2 separate regions of the Homo sapiens genome follow, and region 2 is linked to region 1. The links are chromatin loops, found by intact Hi-C in ENCODE. Cell type or tissue: tibial artery. All regions are shown on one strand. Each heading gives the region's core, and the rest is flanking DNA. Links, peaks and the distances in the headings are about the cores only.

Region 1 (2,907 bases), core at 273-2,772:
GAACAGCAACTGATGATGAAGCGTGGTGCTCCTAATGGAGTGAAGAAACCAAGCAGCAATCACCAACTTTGCAGGGACCTGGGGGAAATGTTCATGTTGAGATCACAAGTAAGGAGGGCATCAACTGTTTTCATTCAAGGCAAGGGCATTGTACAGGGAGCATTTATCCCACAGGATTAAGCAGTTCCATTGGTTTCAACAAACATTAGCAATCACCCACTCTGCTCCAAGCACAGTGTTAGGTGCCAGGAAGCCGAAGACAAATAGCACATGGTGAAAAGAAGAAATGGTCAGACCTGGACGTAGTGCTAGGGAGGACTAAAAAGCCACAGGACTTTGAGACTATTAGTATGTGTGTGTTGAGGGGTGGGTCATGATGAAAGAAAATAATTTCTAGACTGACTCCTAAGTTTCTCTTCTTCTAGAGTTTATCAATGGGCATTCAGAGCAAGACAATTTATTGGGCAGGTCTATCCCATATATAGCACCATATGTAACGTTTCTGCACTCATGCTCCATTCTTTGTCATTCATTGTGAACACATACACACACACACACACACACACACACACACACACACACACACACATCTCTATATGTCCCTGGAGGGGCAGTACAGGCACTGGAAGGAATGTGGCTTTGCAGTCAGCCTCACCAGGTTCCCACCCAGGTTCTGCTACTTTCTAGTTACAGGGCTTTTGTGTTAGGCAGTTCTTGCGTTGCTATAAGAAAATACCTGAGAATGGTTAATTTATAAAGAAAAGAGGTTTAATTGACTCACAGTTCAGCAGGCTGTACAAATGTGGTGCTGATGCCTGCTCAGCTTCTGGAGAGTCCTCAGGGAGTTTTTACTCATGGCAGAAGGCAAAGTGGGAGCAGGCACATCACATGGCAAGAGTGGGAGCAAGAGAGAGAGTGGGGGAGAAGTGCCACATGCTTTTAAACAAATGGATCTCATGAGAACTCACTATTGCAAGGACAGCAGCACCAAGCGTGTTTAGAACTGGTGTGTTCTGATCCATAGCTTGCCACCACTCTGGCACTTAGTAGCTGCTCATTAGTTAGTGAGCTCGCATTGCAAGGTGAATTATGTCTTTAGTGAGCTTGTGAGTAACATGGAAGTAGGGATTCAAAGTCTATGTAAGTCAGGGATCTTCTGATGGCAAGGATGCCCATTCACTGGAACTTAACTGTGGTAGGGGAATCTCATGAAATGCAACTGTAGGACTGTAGAGAACTCTCTGTCTCTCTGTGTGTCTCTCTTTCTTTCTTTCACATGGCTTTCTGTTTCTGCCTTCCCTCAGCATTTCTCCTTTTTTCTTCTCTCTTCAACTGGTTTCTTGGCGTCTCTGTTTACCCATCTACTTGTATATAGTCCACCATGGCTGCCCTAAAATGGTGGTCTTACCTCCCTGCTCTGTACCACTGTCTTCCTTTCCTCCCCATTGCTAACAGATTTAGTCATTTGTGTCTCAGTCACAAATTCCTGGGCTAGCTTCTGGCTGAGAGGCTTCCATTTCCTGTCCAATCAGCTTTGCCAGGCTCGAGACTCAGGGTGGTGGGAGAAGCAGGTGGCAAAATGCATAGCGCTGCCCCTGCCAGGGCTGACAGTTTCTCTAAGAGGAGAGTGTGGGTAGGAAGGAGATAGCAAATGTCTCTGGGACAGTGTCCTGTCCATCGGGCTTTGTATTATTTCTGTGTTCAGTGAAAGAGAGATGAACAAAGACAGAAAGACAGGATTTGGTGGCAGAGCAAAAGTGGCCATCATGCTGACTCGCTTAATTTTTGTTTTTTCTGGCCACTGCACTGCTGCCTTCCTTGTTTTGTTATTGTTTTGACTGTTTGTAATTCCTTCTGTGGTGCCTCCAGGAGCACCATCTCAGTTTTGATGAGATCCAAGGAAGTCCTGTCACTTGCCCTATTGTGTATGTACACCCCCTCCACTCTGGTCTGCTCAGGATCAATCCCTTGAGGGTAGTCAGAATAAACCTTAAAGCAGAGCTTAATTGATCAAAAATACTTGAAGAAAGTGAAGTTATAGATGTCAGTAACATCTAAGACAAAGAGGACTCTCCTTCCCTTCCTATGACTCTCAATAGTGGAATCCCCTAACTCTTCTTACCCCCATTACTGACTATGTAAATCACACCTTAATGTGTCTGATGGCCCTGAATTGACGGTCATGTCAGGAGGGCCTCTGATCTGACACAGGCAGTTTAGGAGGCTGTGGTAGAAATGGGTTCTCCACTGGGGGCCTGGGAAGTGCAGGGTTAATGTAGAGGAGGAGAGGAGCTGAAGTACTGTAAGCAGGAACACGAAGAAGGGAGAGCAGCTTGTGCGGGGCTGCAAGATCATTAGCCATAAAGGGCAGGGACAGGGACTCGTGAGGAGGATGAGGTGGTACCATCTAAAAGTGTCAATGCAAAGGGTAAGCATTCTCTGCTGCTTCTTGTTTGCTCACTTTCTCAGATGCCCCAATCACAAAATATTTCTGGTTCCATTTTTTTTCTTTTTTTTTCTTCAACAGACAACCTGATGCCATCATGGAGGCTGAAAATCCTCACACCTTTCATTCTGTCTAGGGCTGACTGGAACCAGGGCTGGCTGATCAGCTGTCAGGCTGCTCTTTAGCGAAGCTTGGAAAGTTCCAGCAAAAGCCCTGCCTTTGAACCGGAATCACTCTGCCACCATCTGCACATGGATCCTTTGTAGTGGAGACAGTGATCTTTGTTCTGTATAAAAACAGACTGGAACTCTTCTTGGGCCTGTCCCTCTGCTGACAATTCCAAGTAATGCTTTATCATCCCCAAGTGCATTGCGTTGCTTTAATATCTGGCAGAGCGTGAATTGTAAACACATCATTAGACTTAAAGGCTGCCCTGAGATGGTGGCTGGAGGAGAACGGGG
Region 2 (2,907 bases), core at 134-2,633, 590 kb after region 1:
CTGCTAATCAAAAGAGCCCATGGATGCCAAGAGGCTGGCAGTGTAAGAAGAAGGAAAACTCAAACCTAGATCCCAGCTACAGAAAGCATAGTATTTGGGTGGGAAGTAGAAATGGTGAATTATAGCCAGGGAGAAAGCCAAAGATCCTGTTTTCTCCAGCCCCTCCTGGCTCTCAGCTCTCAAGCAAAACAGCTACACAGTCAGCTCTGGCCAGTCCTTGAGATTTCCCTGAGCAGGATGGGAAGAAGGCTGGGAGTCTCAGCCCCATTAGCAGGTGGGACCCAAGAGAACTCGGGACCACTGTGTTCTCACAGACTCGTTGGCTCCCCTGAGCTCTATCATGTTAATCTAGGTCATATGACTGGGCTTCTGCCTCTGTTTCCTGCCTAGCATGTCAATTATCTGCCGGAACTGGCTGTGCCCTGAGCCTCGGTCTCCGAGGCTGCAGCATGGCTCCTGGCCTAGCTCTTGCCATCATTTTCTCTGGGTTCCAGGATATGCCTCCTGTGCTCTGCTGTTACCACCCACTTGACACAGATGCAATGCCAACACACAAGAGGGGCTCATTAAAGGGCCATTCTGATCCTCTCCGGGCTCCCTGCTTTCCTGAGATGCCTGCTGCCCCTCCCCATAGGCCCCTGCACCAGATGATGCCAGCCTGCACCAGGCTTATTTCATTGGGGTACCTGGCAGCCACCACAGGAACTGGTCCAGTAACCCTGCCAAGCTCCAGTCTGATCAGTCCTGGCACCTCTCCTGCCCACAGGCCTGGTCCTGCTGTACCTCCACAGTCCTCCTACCAAGTTATCACTCTAGCTGTGCTAGAGAAGAAGAGGCAGGTAGGATCCTCCTCTTAAAGCATTTTAGGGACTATAACTGGCCCCTCAGGAAAGAGAGTTAAATCTTTGAGCTCTGAGGCTGTACCCCGGCAGCCCCTCCCACCTAGTTCCAGGGCCTAAGGCTCTCCTGGCCAAGCCAGTGAAGAGGCTTGTCCATCATGGCTCTACCAAGGGCTGAGGGGAGGTAGCAGGTGAGGTCTGCAGGCAGAGATTCCTGAAAGAGCCCAGGAGCACCAGCTGAGATGACCTGGGGAGTCCTCCCTTGGAACAGGGTTCTGCCAGGGACTGGTTACACAGAGTGAGCTGCATCCACCTCCCCCAGGCTGGAGCAGAGTGGGAAGGTGTTGGGGACAGGAGAGTGGGCAGGAAGTTAGCAAGACCCAGGGAGGGCTTGTGTACGAAGCTGCCCTTCCTGCCTCCCGCTGACCCAGCCCCTCCTCTCAGCCCAGGGCAGCTAGGTTAGAAGCAATAATTCCCCAGGAAGGGGAAGGATGAAACAACACCCAGGAATCCAGTATCACAGCCAGCATTATCTGAGAGAAGGCTGGAGAGGAGCACAGTACAGGGAAGGAGGCATGCTTCTGAGAGGCCAAGGTGGCATCACCAAGATGAAAATGGCCGCCTCTTACGGAGCAGTTTCCCAAGGCCTGGCACTGGGCTAGGAGGTTTCCAGACCTTACTTCACCCTGACCGCAACTCTTCTTGGCAGGCATACCATCCTCATTTTACAGTTGAGGGAAGGGAGGTTCTGAGAACGACCTCTCTAAGGCAGCACAAAAAGTGATGGGGTCAGAATTCAGCATTGCTCTGCCTGCCTCTGAGAGCAGCAAGACATGACCTCCCTAGAAAACATGTCCAAGAGGAAGGCAGGGAGTGGAGCCAGCCCAGGGAGGCAGGGCTGGCAGCATGGAGATGAGCAGATGGATCTGAGCAGTGTGTACCAGGCAGGCCTCCCCACGGAGGCCACTGCCTTGGGTGTGGCATGGGAGGGCAGGAGACAGAGAAACCCCAGGTCCCCAAGATAACTGGGGCAGAGGGACCAGTAGGTGGCCAGCCTCTAAGCAGGGGTATCCCGTGAGCGCTGCCACCCAAAAGCAGTGCCTGAGACCAGCTGTTTGGGATGTCAAGTGTCCGGCTTTGATCTCCATCCTCCTTCTTTCCTCTCCTGTTATCTTTCTCTTCTAGAATGTTCTCCCTCCTCCTGGTGCCCTGAGTTCCTGGAACATAATCCAGACTCTGAATCCTCCTTTTGGCAGCATTTCATCAATTAATCTTTCATCCACACTGATCCCCTGAAAAATGACTTCCTCATTATCCATCTTGCAGTTTCCACTTGGCAGCCTGAATGGTAAAGCATCTGTCAAGTTCAGATTCTCTATGGTGCAGTGGGAAGAGCCAGGGCTTTGGGATCAAACCGACCCGAGAAGAGGCCCAGCTCTACCACTCTCCAGCTGTGTGCCCTTGGGTGAGTCACTTGACTTCTCTGAGCCTCAGTTTCCCCATTTGTAAACAGGTTGAAAGCACACGCTTCATGGGGTTATTGAGAAGACCAAATGACACAATTCATCTGAGATTTTTTGCAAACTGCTATACAGGTGTAAAGCCTGTTTTGATTATTACTGTTTTTCACTGGTTCCCAGGTGGACTGAAGCTGATCTCCAGCTTGTAGGCCTCAGAGAGGCAAAGCTAAGATCACAGGCTTAAGAGGTATCCTCAAATGCTCCTCGTCACCCCACTGGCCAAAGAAGTCACAGCATGCCCTGCAAGGCAAAAGCCCAGATATGACTGAGGCTCAAAGTGAAAGCCAAAATATAGGGGGCTCATCTCAGCTGCAGAAATATAGAAGTATGAAAAAAATGTGCAACCTTGCTCATGATAGAAAAATGAAGATTAAAACTATATCGAGACTTGATTTCTCATCAGCCAATCAGCTAAAATCCAAGTTAGACAACAAATTCTATTGGTGAAACTCAGGGGGAACAGGCATTCTTTACATTGCTGATGGGAATGCAAAAGGTACAGCTCCTATGGAGGAGAATTTGGCAATATCTAGAAAAACTACGTACTT

What was found. Peaks named below come from ENCODE experiments on the same cell type or tissue, not always from the same donor. Only the 100,000 strongest peaks of a DNase experiment are listed, where the experiment ranks them.
Region 2: a loop joins it to region 1, with 2.2 times the contacts of the local background. A loop is called at or near these places in 18 of 110 quality-filtered maps.

Annotation. Positions count from the first base shown.
Region 1 is chr11:11,635,512-11,638,418 of GRCh38, reverse strand. LOC105376553 (a long non-coding RNA gene) reads left to right here. Exons shown (of 4, transcript XR_931034.3): 4 at 2,528-2,907. Among named protein-coding and RNA genes, the nearest start is that of GALNT18, 15 kb to the right of the region's middle. In tibial artery, for the core only: no CTCF peak of the experiment used is centred there; a DNase peak (open chromatin) is centred at 1,528.
Region 2 is chr11:11,043,168-11,046,074 of GRCh38, reverse strand. No RefSeq gene overlaps it. Among named protein-coding and RNA genes, the nearest start is that of LINC02752, 71 kb to the left of the region's middle. In tibial artery, for the core only: no CTCF peak of the experiment used is centred there; no DNase peak of the experiment used is centred there.